Regions from separate parts of the Mus musculus genome. Here region 1 is linked to region 2. The links are chromatin loops, found by intact Hi-C in ENCODE. Cell type or tissue: gastrocnemius. All regions are shown on one strand. Each heading gives the region's core, and the rest is flanking DNA. Links, peaks and the distances in the headings are about the cores only.

Region 1 (8,318 bases), core at 176-8,175, 48 kb after region 2:
GTCCAACTATGTGCCCAGCTGCCTCTAAGTAGCACCCTGTTTGTTCTAGGTCTGGGGTATCAGCTGTGAGGACCGAGCCGTATACTTCCGGCAGGGTGTGACTCCCAGCGAGCTCAGCGGGAAGACATGGAAGGCCATTGTCGTGGGCCGAGAAAGTGACCGGTCACACTCTGGCAGCTCGTCCAGTCTCCTCAGGTGACACAAGGCAGCAGGGCATGGAGGAGTTGGGTGGGACGGACTGTGTGGCCTCGTGGGATGTGTGCCAATGACCTGCAGAAAATTAGTCTTTTTCAGAGGGTTGTGGGTTCCAGACCAGGTTGGGCTGCACAGGGAGACTTTGTCCCCACAGAAGCTTCTGTAGCTAGGCGGTCTACAGACATTATTACCTCCGTCGAGAGCTGTGGTGAGAGCACTCTTACCAGAAGCAATTTGGAGGAGGAAAGGATTATTTCATCCTGAAGGCTGGAGTCCATCATTTAGGGAAGTCAAGACCGGAAATTGAAGGCAGGCCTGTTTGTTGGTCCATGTATTGAGGGTACTACCTCTGACCAAAGAAGTTCCAGCATGAAGTTCTGGGGTCCATCCTCAACTCCACATGACTGGCTATGGTGGTGCACACCTGGAACCCCAGCATTTGGAAGACAGAGGCAGGAGGGTCAGGAGTTTAAGGTCGTCTGTGGTTATATAATGAGCTTGAGACCCTGGGATACATGAGACACTGTCTCAAAAACAAACCAGAAAAGTGCTTCAGTTGAATGTAGTGATACATGCCTGCAGTCCTGGCACTTGGGATTGCTATAAATTCAAGGGTAGCCTGGGCTACAGGGTGAGTCCCAAGCAACAAAGAATATAGCCTGTGTTTGTACCGGAGGATGGCCTCAAACTCCCGCCTCTACCTCCTCCACACTGAGGTGACAGGCATGCACAGTCATTCCCAGTTTTATGGGGTGCTGAGACTCAAACTCGGGGCTTCATCCATTCGGGGCAACCACTTTACAATTGAGCTACATCCCCAGCCCATCTAAAAACAACAAATACACACACCTCTGCCCTTCGGTTTGGGATGTGAAGGGGTCTTTCAGCCCCCGAGAAGCAGAGCCCGTGTGTGTTGTACAGGTGCAATAATAGACTAGAGTTCAGTGAGCTTGTGACATGCCTGAGTTCACACAGTTAGTCACAGTGGCCAAACACATCTTCCACGAGTAAGTGAAAGTTTGTCTTATTTTGTCCCCAGTGCTGGCTGCTTCTTCGGCGACGAGGTGAGGGGCAGTGGTACAGAGTCGGCACCCAGTGATACCGATGCCTCCTTGGAAGTTGAGAGACAGGGCCCCGAACAGCCTCTCCCCAAAGAAGCTTTGGACAATTCCACAAACCTTAAAGGGAGCTTGTCCAAGGGCCACGAGACCAGCGGGAACACTGATCACTCCACGGAGAACGCCTGCCTGACTGAAGGCAAAGAAAAGGCTCCTGAGACCTCTCGTTCTGATGAATGCCGCGGCCCTGCCTCCACGCCAGCTGAGCTGCCCTGGACCAACATTGACCTAAAGGAGCCCAAGAAGGTGTCTAACCAGCCAGCTGCTGGCTTTCCCGAGACGGCGGGCCTCTCCTCCCTGGGGCTCTTCCCGATGGGCATGGAGGAGCCGTACGGGGCAGATGATCATCCTCTGTGGGCCTGGGTGTCTGGAGGCGCATGTGCAGTGGAGGCGGGCTCTACACTTAAGTGGTTCACCATCCAGTCAGGTAAGGGTGCTGGTGGATCGGAAGTGTCCCCGTGGCTGTCTGGGTGCGTGGTGGATAGGTGAGCAGCTGGCTTACCCCCTGCCTCAAGACTCTGTGATGCCCAACAACCCTTACTAAGACCTTGGGCCAGCCTTTGGCTCAGGGAGGAAGGTTCACGGAACAGTTTGAGGTTGCAACCTTCTAGCAAGAACACGTAGGCTGGGACCAGAGAGATGTCTCCGTGGGTAAAGCGCTTGCCTTGAAAGCATGAGGACCTGAGTTCAAATGCCCAGAACCCTCACAAAAGTGGGGTATGGTAATATATACCTTTAACCTCAGTGCCGGGGGCTCGCTGGCCAGGCAGCTAAAATTTCGAGCTATTGGGCCTAGCAAGAGATCCTGTCTCAAAAAAAAAAAAAAAAAACCACCACCAACAACAAAAAACAAACAAACAAACAAAAAAAGGTTGAGACACAAAACGACTGAGATTTCCCATGGTCCGTCCACACATATACAAAGGGAAGGAAGGAAGGAAGGAAGGAAGGAAGGAAGGAAGGAAGGAAGGAAAGGGAAGGGAAGGGAAGGAAGGAAGGAAGGGAAGGGAAGGGAAGGGAAGGGAAGGAAGGAAGGGAAGGAAGGAAGGAAGGAAGGAAGGAAGGAAGGAAGGAAGGAAGGGAAGGGAAGGGAGGGAGGGAGGGAAGGAAGGAAGGAAGGAAGGAAGGAAGGAAGGAAGAAAGGAAGGAAGAAAGAAAGAAAAGAAAGGAAGGAAGAAGGAAAAACCAGGCTGATTTGGAGATTGTTGCAGTTCCTGTCTCACTGCTGGGACAAAATAACTGTGGAGAAATGTTTAGGATGGAGGGCTCCTGTTGGCTTAGGTCCAGGATCCTGCCCATCATGGAGGGGCGCATCCACAGTCAAGCTGCGGTGAAGGCTGGTGTACCTCACATTCTCCTTATTCAGGCTAGAGTCCTAGCTCGTGGCACGGGGCCGCCCACCTCAGTTAAGCCAGTCTAGTTAAGCCACCGGGTCTAGACCCTGTCAAGGTGACTGTCAGACGGGCCATCACAGGGATCGGGGTGTGGGGAGCCGCACCAGCTGCAGGCAGGATGGCACCCGGCCTAAGGCTCTGGCCTCTTGCAGGCCTGTCCCCTTCAGTGCAGACGCTGTCCCTGTCCATCACCCCTGCCCAGACGGCTGCCTGGAGGAAGCAGATCTTCCAGCAACTCACAGAAAGGACCAAGCGGGAGCTGGAGAGCTTCAGGCACTACGAGCAGGCCGTGGAGCAGGTAGGCCCGCTTGTTTGTTTGTTTGGAATGTTTTCTTTATTTCCCCGCCCGCATGCTAGCCTTGAACTCACTGTTGCCCAGGTTAGCCTCATGTTGGTCATCCAGCTGCTTCATCCTCCCGAGTGCTAGGGTCACGGGCACTCAGCATTTCAGCTGGCTCCTGCCCCGTTAAGTGATCGCACTGCCGTATGCCAGCCCTGGCCCCACACCCTCAGCGGGGCTTCCAGACCCCAGGGCAGTCCCAAGGTTAAAGAATCAAGTTGGTGGCTTACTCCTCTGTCCTGGAGGGCTTTTCTTGGGACTCTGCCATCTTCAGGACACCATGTGGGCCCTGGGAACCCAGAATCCTCAAAGGGAGGTGCACGTGGAAGGGGAAGACAAAAGCGGCCTACCTTATGTCCCCACACCTCCACTCCTGTGATGGCCCGTTTGCCAGTCACCTTGACAGGGTTTAGACTCAGTGAAAGAGTTTCCAGATTGGGTTACCTGAAGTGGGCATCTTCCAGGAACCTAAACACACAGCTCAGATATTTGACGAAGCTAGTCAGGATAGACCGGTACATTGGCCACTACTCTCTCCAAGGGCTACCCTGATGGTATGCCTCATACTCTAGGAGGTAGACACCCAGTCTTGGAGGTCACAGTCAGTCCAGGAAAGAAGTCTTAGCCTAGGCTGGCCCACAAGCTCCTATCCTGTGTCCCAAGTGGGCCGGTGCACTCAGCCCGAGACTTTGAGAGACAGCTTTGACTCCCTCTCTGACTCTGGGCCAGGTGTGACCCCCTTCCTTGAGCCTCAGTTTCCCTATCCAGGACATGGATACCCCGAGAAATTGGTAATACAGCTACATCTCTGGCGCCACCTAGTGTCCTGTTGCAGCACTGACATCAGTAATGGAAGCTGGGAAGCCGGGAGGATGGAGAACCGGGAACGCAGAGCAAAGGAGGGACACAGGCCAAGGGCTAGAATGGCTCTTGGGCTCCGGGAAAGAGCTGCCTGTGACCTTTCCCCTCTGTCCTTGGTTGTCCTTGGTTGACCGTGCCACAGTCAGTGTGGGTGAAGACGGGGGCCCTGCAGTGGTGGTGTGACTGGAAGCCCCACAAGTGGGTGGACGTCCGTGTGGCCCTGGAGCAGTTCACAGGGCACGACGGGGCTCGAGACAGCATCCTCTTCATCTATTATGTGGTCCATGAGGAGAAGAAGGTACGGGGCGGGAGGCACTTGTCAGGGGAGGAGGGTCATCAGGGGACTGTTTCCCAGAGTAGACCTTTTGGGCGCGCGTGTGTGTGCCTGTGCTGGGGACATGCCAGCCAGACCACACCCCTCTGAGAGTAGCTTCCTTTAAAAAAAAAAAATCTAAATACCACTGTGTATTTTCCTAGTCCTTTTTTATTTTGAGACAGAGCCTCACTAAGTTAACTAACCTGGTTTGGGACTCACCATGTAGCCTAGGATGGCCCTGAACTCATGTCTTCCTACATCAGTGGTCCAGATGCTGAGTCACAGTTTTTTGTTTGTTTGGTTGGTTTGAGTTTTGATTTATTTGGGGGTGGGGGTTGTTTGTTTTGTTTTGCTTTGCTTTGTTTTGTTTTCCTGAGACCGAGTGTCTCTGTGTAGCTCTGGCTGTCCTGGAACTCACTCTGTAGACCAAGCTGGCCTCCACGGGGTCACATGTTTGAGTCACTCTTGGCCTTTGAGAGGAGGCTAGAACATGAATCCCAGTCTCACTTGTTGATGTGTGCCAGGCATTCAACTCCCAAAAGCGGTGTTTTATTTTTAGGAAGGGCAGGTGGGAGACAGGCTCTCATGCACCACCATGCTGTGCCTGGCTGCATGCGGCCTGGGGCTGGGGATTGAATTCCGGGCTTTGCTAGACAAGCGCTCTCTGAGCTGAGCCTCATCTTCAGCCCCAAAGCATTTGTTCATCACGTACGGCTTCAGCCCTTGGATCCTGAGGCCTGGGGAGGAGATGTAGCTCAGGGTACCTCACCCTGGGTGACAGCCACACTGTGTACCCCATATCCAAACAGTACCTACACGTGTTCCTGAATGAGGTGACCGTGCTGGTCCCTGTGCTTAATGAGGCCAAGCACTCCTTTGCCCTCTACACCCCCGAGAGGACGAGACAGAGGTGGCCCGTACGCCTGGCTGCCGCCACAGAGCAAGACATGAATGACTGGGTGAGTGATCGGGGGTCCTCATGGGCTTAGCGAGAAGAGACCTGCACCCAGGCCTCATTCTGCCCAGCATTGACCGGCTCTGTACCCATGCCAGCTCGCCCTGCTTAGCCTGTCCTGCTGCGAGAGCCGGAAGGTCCATGGACGCCCATCCCCGCAGGCCATCTGGTCTGTCACTTGCAAGGGTGACATCTTTGTGAGCGAGCCCAGCCCAGACCTGGAAGCCCGTGAGCGCCTGCTGCCCTGCGACCAGATGTGAGTGGGCCTCTGTGCCCTAAATGGACCTGGTACCCTATCCCTCCTCTCCACACAGCCCAGACCCCAGAGCTTGTGTTCCTGAAAAGGGGTCCCCTAGTGGGACCTGAACCCACACTCCACAGCTTCTCACTGACTAGCCAGAAAGGTGGTTAGATGCTTTTCTGGACACCAAAACCCACTGGGCCTGTTTGAGGCTGGGCTTGGAGATCAGTGGTACCCACCAAGGAGCTTTGGAGTCGCTAGAGTACTTGGAGTGGTTAATGGGATCTAGTCCCAGCCCCAAGTGGCTTCAAGGGCCAGATCAGAGAAACCACATCTCCTTTATCTGAACCCAGGGGCTCTGCTGAGACCCTGCAGTATGGGGGCCCTGGAAGCAGAGAGGAGAGGGAGGAGCTTGGTGTGTGTCTTAAGGGTGAAAGTCTCTGGAGTGGAGTAGTGACAAGCTCATGGGAGGGGGGATGGGCACCCATTGCCTTCGGATATTGGGGATCCTGGAGCCAGAGTTCCTCTGTTGGGGCATTTAAAACCATGGTGCAAGGGGAGTAGTTCTGTTGTTATGAGTGTTTGCCTAACTGGGCAGTGGTGGCGCACGCCTTTAATCCCAGCACTCGGGAGGCAGAGGCAGGCGGATTTCTGAGTTTGAGGCCAGCCTGGTCTACAGAGTGAGTTCCAGTACAGCCAGGGCTACACAGAGAAACCCTGTCTCAGGAAAAAAAAAAATAAGAATAAGAGTGTTTGCCTAATCTGTTAGGAACGTTGGGTTCATCCCCCAGCACCCCATAAACTGAGTGAGTTTGAGGACAGCCTGGGATCCGTGAGATATGATACAAGAAATTCTAAAGGGACAGGTAGGAACTCTGACTTCTAGGTGACCACAGTCAGCCCAGAATCATAGACTGAAGTATGCGCACTCTCACCTCCTGGTGGCCGAGGCAGAGCCTACAGAAAACCAACCTGGTCTCCTGCGTAGGAGGTGGCTGTCCCTGGGTAGCCTCCCTGGGATGGCTTGGGAGCCAGCTGGCTACGCTGTCCCTCTGTCCCTCGCGCAGAGGATTAAACAGCACGTTCCTTGCTGTGTGCTCTGACCTTTAAGCCTGGCTGCACCTAGCACACTGACTAATCCCGACTCCACTTCCCAGCTCTGAGAGGGGACCATTGTGGGTTAGACTCTTGTCTTGCCCCATGGTCAGTGTGGCCCAGGGGGGGCGAGGGGAACAAGCTCTCAGGGACACCCTACCTCTTGTATCACGTCCTCTCCAGAACTGGTTGACTCAAACAGGAGCCAAGTGGGTTGTCTGTTCTTCGGCCTGGAGGGCTCAGACTTGTAGTATTTGACCACGTGAGGTCTAACTCCAGGGTGGGTGACTGGTGGAACAATGGGGCTAAGGGGCTTTTAATCACCCCTGCAGGTTCTGGCGACAGATGGGAGGCCACTTGCGGATCATAGAGGCCAACAGCCGAGGCGTGGTATGGGGCATTGGCTATGATCACACGGCCTGGGTGTACACGGGCGGCTATGGCGGCGGTTGCTTCCAAGGTGAGGGTGGCTCTGAGCACCTGAGCCTGGCCAGATTAACTCCCAGAACCTTCTGGGCATGAGCTCCCCTAATCCCCACCTGGCTACCCTTCCCAGCGCTGCTGTCCCAGCGCGGACACTTAACAGCTGGCTGACAGGTGACCTTCACCACTGCCAGCCTCCACAGAGGGCAGTCTCAGGCCAATTCACGGGGCTCAAGAACCCAGAGAATAGGCCTAGCCTCTGAAATGCCCTCTGGGATCCCAGCAGCAGAACGGAGGAAGCTGAAGGTTCGGGAACAGCAGCTCTCAGGGTCCTCTAGTGTGTTCAGCACCTCACTTCATAGATGAAGCCACAGGGTGCATCAGGTAGCTCTAGAACCCCTGTTTCCCAACTGCGCCAAATCCCAGAGTCTTTAGGGAGAGCAAATCACCCCCAACTATAGGGATCCCCAAGTTTAGGGTGGAAAGTAGAGACAAAAGCAGACTTTGAGATAGACTGTTCTGTGCCACAGTCCTAATACAGTACCTTAGGGTGGGGCTGCATCTGACCCTGGAGAACTGTGGTTCACTAAGACCACAGGAATCTACAGTCTCACAGGCCAAGAGCTTCCCTGACCTTGTGGCAGGAACCACTTCTGGTCTTTGTCCTGCCTTCGAGGACTTTCAGGCTCTCAGAGGTTATATGTGTGGGCCGAGGTAGCTTTGCTAATAAGGTGAGCCAGGCAGGCACCTGCTGGGTATGAGAGAGAAGACAGCAGGGCAAAGACGAGGCCTCAGTCAGAACAGAGGGGGGCTGGTGGGGTAGCCTGCCTTCATTCACTTGGGAAGCAGGAGCCGGCAGATCTCTGTGCGTTTGAGGCCAGTCTGGGGCATGCAGTGACACCCTGCGGCAGATTGCTCCCATGGAAGCCATGCAGCCCCAGAGAAGCTAAGGAACACAGAGAGTAGAGACACCTAAGCAAAGCTGGTCCCTCTAAGATCAAATAACCCATCTCAGCTGCCCTGGCTCTGGTCTGCCCTCCCAGTGTGTTTTCCATTGGGCCAAGATTCTTCAGGCAGAAAGGCCAAGTCCCTGGCAGCCACGGCGCTAATATGGCCTGGGTGCCAGCAGCCTCTTGTCCCCTCACGCCTAGGCCTGGCCAGTAGCACCAGCAACATTTACACACAGTCAGATGTGAAGAGTGTCTACATCTATGAGAACCAGCGTTGGAACCCTGTCACGGGCTATACCAGCAGGTGAGTGGCTTGGGTGTCTGGTGAGGGTGCTGTCCAGCCCAGGCCACAGACCCGATGAAAGCTGACTGCAGTGTTCAGCATAGCCTGGAGCTGGTGTCAGGTCCCCAGCCTGGAGTAACAGGATGG
Region 2 (8,318 bases), core at 128-8,127:
CCCCACCCTGAACAGGTCACCCGGAAAGGGAGGAAACAGTACAGAGAATTAGGAACGTGACTAACTTTAAAAGCTTTACTTCTTTAACCCTGGACTGGAGGCTTCATGAACAAGTGGCCCCTTGACCCTGACATCTACCAGACAGGTTGGTTCGCAGAAGGGCAGAGGACGGGGACAGGGAAGCTCTGAGCTGCAGGAAGACATGTAATCCTGGAGGGTCCCAAGACCAAGTACTCATCCAGAAAGGACTATCCTGACCCCTCCTGCGTCCTTACAGCACCCCATTCCAGAGGTACAACCTGGCCGCATCTTACAGGTGGAGGAGATAGGAGCTGCACCTGAGGCCACGCAGCTGGGGAAGGTGGCAGGGATCCAAGCACAATCAGGCTCCCGGGTTCTGGCCCCAGCCCTCCTGCTGCTCAAGTATTTCTCCCAAGCCCCAGAGTTCTGGGCACCACCCAGGCCTGGGAGCCACCTGCAACATCCCCCAGGAAAAGGGATGGAGGGACTTTCTCCACCAGCTACCGACTGAAGCGAAAGCTTGCAGTAGTCTCTCTCCACTCCAGAGAGCATCTCCATAGAACAGAGAGCTCCACTCTCATGTGGGCAGTTCACAGGGACCAAACTCGAAATATCCTGTCACTTGGGCACAGATCTCAAAGGCAAAACTGTCAGGCATAGCCTCAAGTGTTCACAGTGGGGGAAAGAGGGCAAGGGCATGTGCCCTCCAGCTCCAAGCCTCAGCTTTGTACCACACTGCCAGAGCTGGGAGACCAACTGGGCTTCCCTCAGGTTGCATGCCTTGACCAGCACACAGCCAGGACACCAGCCTCCACCTCCTGCCAGGCGTGGTCAGCTCCTTCACCCCCTTCCTCAGCCACAGTCAGGGCAGAGCAGCCCTTCCCCCACCCACCATTTCTTCGAAGCCTAAAGCTGCCACTGCCCCATCTTCCCCTGACCCTCCTCAGCAGGCCCACAGGGGCTTTCCTAAACAGCCTTCACAGCAGCTACCCAGTGCAGCACCCAGACCCCACCCTCCCACCTTTCTCCCTAGTCTCTCTGGTCACCTCCGAAACTAAGAAACTAAATCCGCAGTAACAAAAACAAACAGCCCAGGCAGTGCACGAGGAACCTGTGCCTGGCAGGCTCTGTACTCACAGCCATGCCACTCACCCTGTGCATGCACATTCCACGGGTGACCTGTGCTCCCTCCGGGGGCACGGCCTCACCTGCCCTGCATCTAGGGACAACCCACAGCCGCTGGAATGCACACACCCGCCTCAGAGACCCAGGACCTTCACGGACACAGGACTGCTGGAGGTGGGGCACGGAAGCCTGGGGGGCCTGAGAGAAGCCCCATCCACTGGGGGTGAGAGAACTGCTTCTTGCAAATGTCTATAAAAGGAACCGGAGTCAGGCTGCTTAACTCCGACTCAGACAGAATGGCAACGTGACAAGCGACACCGGCCTCTTATGCCAAGTCTCACTCAGAGGGAATCACAGACGTGTGACTTGGACAAATTCCTGCCAAGCCACTAGGGAAAGACAGGACAGGGCCCGGCAGGCCACATCTGGAAGGGAGAAAGCTTAGTCACATGAGAAGTGTCCTCTCTTTCAGACCTAACATACCAGGCAGGGGAGGGCTCAGATGTTTACAGGGGAACACCTTTGCCCCAACCCCAAAAACAGACACACTCTTTCCCTAAACCAAAGGCAAAGCTGGCCCCCCTCCTGTGCTGCTCTCCTGGAGAGGGAGCCCCCCCACCCCCCAACATCCTGCATGCCTGCTTTTGTACTGATCAGCCTTGAAAAGCCAGGGGCTAGCAGCAGAGGGCACTGTGAACACACCTGCAGGGATCCAGGTGTGCATAACAGCCTGGGGGGGTGGGGGGGGTGAAGAGTGGTCACTACTTCAAGGATCAGGTACCCTCAAACCTGTCCTCGGAGGACCCAGGTTCCTTAATACTGGACGCCTCCATCCACAGGCTGCAACACAAGAGCCCAAGACCTTCCTGTGAGGGCAGTGGCACAGCCTGACCTTGTCCCAGATTCTACAGGACTGAAGAGCCCATGAGCAGAAGCCACAAGCCTACAAAACAACTCACTTCCCAGGGAAAGTCTCAGAGAAAGTGTTCTCCACCAGCAGCAGTCCAGACTGCAGTGGGACACTCCACAGTCTAGGATTTTGACTGCCTTGGCCCCAGACTATAGCAGCCATACTGCCCTGCTGTCCGTCCCCCCACACCCCAACCCCCAAGTTCAGGGGTCTGGTCCAAGAAGAGCCTCATGGGAACACTCCTGTCCACTGGGGGAGAGGAAAAAAAACAGAAACAAACCCAGCTGACTGTGGTAGGGCCAGGATCTGGTTGCTGGAACAAGCAGACATGAAATCCTAGTGAGCCCCCTGCACTGCTATGCCTCTCCCCACCTTCCTGCCTGCTTGCCACCTACCCCTATGAGACCTCTCCTTAAATCTGAGAGTTCAGCTAATATTTGTCCCATCCTCAGGGCTCTGAGAATTCCCATGCAGGGACTAGCCTCAAGGCCACACAGGAAGTCTCCCACCTCCATACAACTAACCCCCTTCTGTTCCCAGTGGCTCTCTCTCTGCACAGGAGACCCTATACTAATCCCCTTGGCTCAACAAGCTAGGACCACCTCCCAGTCTATGCTCCCTCTTTGGTGTGCCTCAAGCCCTCAGGTGGAAAGCTTGCAGAGAGAGAGGCGGCCAGCAAGACCAAGCTATCAGAGAGCCACCCCATCTACAGCTAGAGGAAGCAGCTGAGTCCCACTCCTCTCCCCTGCACCAGCTCCAAAAGCCAAGTCACTTGGGTCCCTGAAGGAGGACTCTAACTAACTGGCCTTCAGCCTTCTTCCCCCAAGCACATGATCAACCGAGGGTCCAGTGTCTTCCACCCTCAGTCATCTCTTGTGAGGCCACTCGCAAGTTTCCAAAATCATTAACTTCCTTATGGCTCCACTCTGCGCCTCTGACACACACTTTTGAAACGAAAGCTAAGTCCAAACAAGGGTTTCTTAATTCCATCTCAGAGACTTGGAACTTCCCCCTGCCAGACAAAGGCTGAAACCCTGCCCTGCACGAGCTGTACCTGGCCCATCCCCGGGTGAGTGGCCAAGTCCAACTTGGAAGCCGAATCCTCAAAGCCTGCCTAGAATGAGCCTGGCTGCATCTCTCACCTTCCATAAAGTCCCCACAAAGTTTCTGTCAGCTCCAGTTTGAGGGTAAAACAGCCACAACAACAAAACCACTCCAGCCCGGAACAAAGAAGCACGGGGTTTCCTCCTGGGCCAGCTAGTGGCCAGGAGTTGTTAAGCCCTGGTCGTCATTCTGCACCCTCACAGCCTTTGCTCTCTGCTGGCCACTTGGATCTCCTAAGTCCTTTGGCATACTGGCCTGCGGACTCAAGTCCCAATATCTCCTTAGTACTGGACACACTTGCGGAAACTGGAGGAAAAAAACCTAACAAAACAAACCCTGATTCGCTGCGGATCTCCAGTACTAGGGAGGAAAGACCATCAGTCTCCATTGTTAACATTCCTGCGTCCCACGCACTCCGGGTGCCATGCCTCCCAAATGCACTCAACTCCCCACAGAAAAGGGAACCCATCCTTCTGCCGCATAAAGTAAATTCAGAGCCAGGGGTGAGTGACCCCACCTTCTCCCACTGCAGTCCCTCCCCTGCGGGACTTCCCTCTGAGACAGGAGCCGGGCTGTGACCCCACCCCATCCCACCCCCGCTGGCCTTTTGCAAGATTCCGGCACGTGCGTTCTCCGCCGCCACCCCCCACCCCCAGGCTAGAGACTTACCTGCAGACCGGGCAGCCTCCGACCACGACGATGGAGTTGGCAGGATACCGGGTGACCGTTCGACTGTGGATGTTATAGACCCGGGGGTGGCTGGTGGGGATCCCTGTGGGAGCGGAGTGCTGATCAGCCCCGGGCGACTCGGCCCTCCTCCTCTCCTCCCTCCCTCCCCCTTAGCCCCCGTCCTCCCCGCCTCCAACGGGGCTGAGCGCGCCTGCGGGTGGGCTCTAGAAGCCAAGTGTGAACCCTCCGACACTAAGTTCACGGCCACCGGGGCAGGGCCTGGCCGGGCAGGGCGCTCCGGGTAGCAGCTGCCCCCCCGGCAGGCCCGCGCCGGGGACAGCGCGGTGCTTGGCCCGGAGGCCGTTCGGGGACCCCGAAGAGCTGCGGGCCCACCTGTGACGAGGTAGGGGTAGGGCGGCGGCGGGGGCGCGGTGGGGATGGCCCCGTAGCCGTGCGGGCCGCACGCGTAGTCGCCCTGGCCGGCCTCCAGGTTGTAGGCGGGCGGGCGCTCCTGCAACAGGGGCTTGTGGTCCATCGCGGCCCCCGGGGCCGCGCGCCCGCCAGCTCCGGCCCGGCTCGCTTCCTTCGGCCCGGCGGGGATGGCGGCGGTAGCGGCGACGGCGGTGTCCCGGGCAGCTCGGCCCAGTGAGGCGCGCGCCGGGCGGGGCGGGCGCGCCAAGGGTTCCCCGCCCTCCCGCCGGTCACAAGATCGGGGTCACGTGGGCGGGGCGGGGCGGGGCTGTGGGCGGGGTTTGGGCGAGGGCGTCTTAAAGACGCCTCAGCGGCTGCCGCTGGCGGGGTGTTGTCCTCGTTCAGTCCCGCCCCACAATGGATCTTGGACTTCCAGAGAAGTTCTGACTCCCGGCCACGGCCGGAGACCCAACAAGATCCTGGCCTCCTTTAGCTTTTGCTTTTTTTCTAAAAATAATAATAATAATGTTTGTTACAATTATTTGGGGGGAGGGTGTGTTTATATGAGTGGGCACGCATTTGGAAGCCAGAGAATAAATAACTTTCGAGAGTGGGTTCCTGCTTTCCACCATATGGGTCCTGAGATAGATTGGTTGACAGATTCTGCAGCAGGCGCCTCCACCGTTTTTCTGTGTTTGTTTGTTTGTTTTGGACCTAGGCTCATGTAGCCCAAGCTGGCCTGGAACTCTTAACCCTCTCACCTTTACCTCCTAAACTATGGACTTCGTTGCCCCTCCACGCCCAAATCCTCCCCTTGCCCAACCCAGCACCCGGGTCACCACCCACAGGGAGGGACCAGGCGAGCCCCTCCCAATCACTGCCCACACATCCTTGGGTGTAGGAAGGAAAACAACTGAGTACGCTCACCCACTGAAGCCTACTCAACTGCTGAGCCTTCCTCCTCCTCCTCTTTTGATTAATTTTCGCTTTCAGGGGCTGTGGCCACTAATTAGAAATAACTGCCCTGCTTGGGAGAACCCTAAACTCTAAGCACCTGCGGCGCTTCCTTCAGGTTCTCCAACTTTTTTTTAGCAGCCTGACCGCAAACTTGCTGAGTGTACAGCATGGCGATGTGGCTCCCTAGGAGAGGACCATGGTCTGACACAGGCCCATGCAGTCTCTGCATAGCTACTGCCATGCCGCTAGCCCAAGTATCGCCTGGCATGAGTTTACCTAACACACGTGAAGCCGTGGGTTCCGGCACGTGACTCTCACCCCAGTGCTTGGGAAATGATTCAAGAGAATCAGGTCCACTACTACACAGCAAGTTCAAGGCCAGCCTCAGCTACATGAGACCATGTCTCCAAAAACCAAGCAAGGAAAAAGAAATGTTGGAACAGTGAGAATCCTTCCCAATTGTTGCCTATGTATTTCCAGGGTCTTGTGTGTGTGTGTGTGTGTGTGTGTGTGTGTGTCCATCCGTCCATCTGGTGGCACTCTGAAGGAGAATTAGGAGTTCAGAGCCAGTCTGGGTAACATTTTGAGACTCTACCTCAAAAGATACCCAGTGAGGTTGTATGTGTAGCTCAGTTCATAGAGCAGTCACCCAGCGTGCCTGAAGCCCCAGGACCCATCCCAGCATTGCATTAACTGGGCATGGTGGCTCAAGCCTGTAATCCCAGCACTCTAGAGGTGGAGACAGAAGCCTCCAAAGTGAAAGGTCGGGCTGGAGAGATGGCTCAGCAGTTAAGAGCACTAGCTGCTCTTCCAGAGGTCCTGAATTCAATTCCCAGCAACCACATGGTAGCTCACAACCATCCGTAATGAGATCTGATGCCCTCTTCAGGTGTCTTCTAAAGACAGCTACAGTGTACTGTCATATACATACATAAGTCTTTAAAAATAAATTCAAGATCATCCGTGGCTTAACAGCAAGATCCACTGCATCTCAACAACAGCATACAAACCTGGCTAATGGGGACTGGCTTTGAAGGAAGCAGGGGTGACTCCCCTGGAGTGACAGAACCCAAAGGCTTGAGCAGCATGAAGTAGAAGCCCCTCTCCAGGGAAGCCTGGGCTGCACCACCAAGCCTTATCACCGCAAAGAAGTGGATTCATCTCAGGTGGCTCACCAGCACCTCAGGTGGTGAGTCTGTCTCACTGAAGAAAAAAAAAAAAAAAAAAAAAAAAACATCTGGGGCTGGAGAGATGGCTCAGCGGTTAAGAGCACTGACTGTTCGTCCAGAGGTCCTGAGTTCAATTCCCAGCAACCACATGGTGGCTCACAACCATCTGTAATGGGATCCAATGCCCTGTTCTGGTGTGTCTGAAGACAGAGACAGTGTATTCACATTTAAAAAAAATAAAAGTCTAAAGATGGATGGATGGACAGGTGGATGGATGGACAGGTGGGTGGACAGGTGGGTGGGTGGAGGAGGAGGGAGGTGCTTCTGGGTCAGTCAGTAAGGCGAGGATTTGTGTTTGTATCCTAACAACCACATAAAAGCCAGCTAAGGCGGTGTGCACCTCTGATCCCAGTGCTGGAGAGGCCGAGAAAGATCCCTGCAGCTCACTGGCCAGCCAGCATGGCCAAATGAATGAGACCCAGGTTTAACCAGAGACCGTCTCTTAAATAATAAAATGGAGAGCATCTGTCCGCCACACTGACACACACACACACACATATGCCTGTGCAAGAGCAAACATGTACATACACACACACACATATGCCACATACACACACACACAAAGTAAGAAAATGAACCAGTTGGCCATGAGGAGATGGAAGGAACAGCTCAGGATGGTTTGCTTGCTTAAGGTGGACAAACAACAGATTATTTGTGGATGAGGGGTAAAAGGCTAGGGTCCTGCACAGAGCAGGAACAGTGTCCTGTAGGGTTGGACTGGTCACCTACTGAAAGGGAGCACAAAAGTGGTAGGACAGAGGTTGCTCCCTCCTCTTCCCCTCACCCTCCTCCCTCACCCTCCTCCCTCCTACCCGGTGTGTCCTGTCTGAGCCTTCCGCCCTGAGCTACATCCCCAGCACGGGAGCTTGGAGCTTCGACTTGACTGTTGCTAATTGCTCCATGAAGTTGGGAGCAAAGCCAGCCTCTGAGTCTGAGCCCAGAAGAGGAAGTCTAAGAAATAGATGGTTCTGGGATTCCCCCGGAATTGGGGTTTGAGCAGATGCAGATAAGAGGAAGAGTTAGAGTGTGACCATGGAGTCCTAAATGTTCCGTCTGCCCCTTTCCAGGCTGATGAAACAGTGGACCTTAAGGAATTGGAGTTTCCCAGGAAACCCCATTCTAAGGCATTGTGGTTTGGGGGAGAGTGGTCCCCGTATGCTTGGGTCCATGGTCCCCAGTGCCTGGTTGGAGGTGCGCCACGGGAAGTGGGCTTTGAGGTTTCCCTCAAAGCTCTCTCTGGCTTGTCCTTGTTGATCAGATGTCAGCTCTCAGCTGCTGCTGAAGGCCCTGTCTTCGTGACCGTGACCACTGTCATGCTACTCACCACGATGCTCAAAGACTCATCTCTGAAACCATAGACTCCCCATAAACTCATTCTTCTATAAGTCCTGTCAGTGTCTCTTCACAGCAACAGGAAAGTTAACGTAGATACATACTGGAGAAAGAGAAGGCTGAGGCGCTGGGAGATGTAGGCCGAGCAGCCTTCCCAAAGGAAGGGCGTCATAGGGGCGGGCATTGGGGTTAAAAGGCCTTGTCCAGTTTGCTCTCTCTGCTTCATGCTTGCCACTAAGGACGTGAACTCGCAGCTTCTTGCTCCAGCTGCCATGCGTGCCGCCTGCTGCCACACTCCCCCAGCACAATGAGACCCTCTTAGCTCTCCTGGAGCCATAAGCATATTGAGTTGCCTTCCTCGGTCACGGTGTTCTACCTCAGCAACAGACCCTAACTAATGCCACTTAAGGGAGAGACTCAAGTGTCTTAGCTTTAGCCATAATTATCATCTTGGTTACTCTCAAGTTACATCTCAAAGGCTTGCTGGAGATTCTTTATTCCTCACCGCCCTCCACCTCTCCCTTGTTCCTTCCCCTCCTCCATCTCTGAGACAAGCTCTC

The links. Peaks named below come from ENCODE experiments on the same cell type or tissue, not always from the same donor. Only the 100,000 strongest peaks of a DNase experiment are listed, where the experiment ranks them.
Region 1: a loop joins it to region 2, with 2.1 times the contacts of the local background. A loop is called at or near these places in 1 of 42 quality-filtered maps.

The regions. Positions count from the first base shown.
Region 1 is chr5:144,203,282-144,211,599 of GRCm38, reverse strand. Tecpr1 (tectonin beta-propeller repeat containing 1) reads left to right here. Exons shown (of 25, transcript NM_027410.2): 9 at 50-195; 10 at 1,235-1,740; 11 at 2,860-3,005; 12 at 4,051-4,206; 13 at 5,034-5,183; 14 at 5,278-5,435; 15 at 6,848-6,975; 16 at 8,090-8,192. Among named protein-coding and RNA genes, the nearest start is that of Tecpr1, 16 kb to the left of the region's middle. In gastrocnemius, for the core only: CTCF peaks have their summits at 3,868 (motif pointing left), 6,349 and 7,845; DNase peaks (open chromatin) are centred at 3,856 and 8,035; H3K27ac peaks cover 2,026 bases.
Region 2 is chr5:144,251,424-144,259,741 of GRCm38, reverse strand. Bri3 (brain protein I3) reads right to left here and starts at 4,517. Exons shown (of 3, transcript NM_018772.4): 1 at 4,223-4,517; 2 at 3,830-3,932. The coding sequence starts at 4,364. 2900089D17Rik (a long non-coding RNA gene) reads left to right here and starts at 3,587. Exons shown (of 3, transcript XR_868683.3): 1 at 3,587-3,663. It overlaps Gm38675 (a long non-coding RNA gene), which reads right to left and starts at 1,261. Exons shown (of 2, transcript XR_868679.3): 1 at 1,174-1,261. In gastrocnemius, for the core only: CTCF peaks have their summits at 1,803 (motif pointing right) and 3,309; DNase peaks (open chromatin) are centred at 3,336, 3,986, 4,497, 5,052 and 2 more places; H3K4me3 peaks cover 5,349 bases; H3K27ac peaks cover 5,478 bases.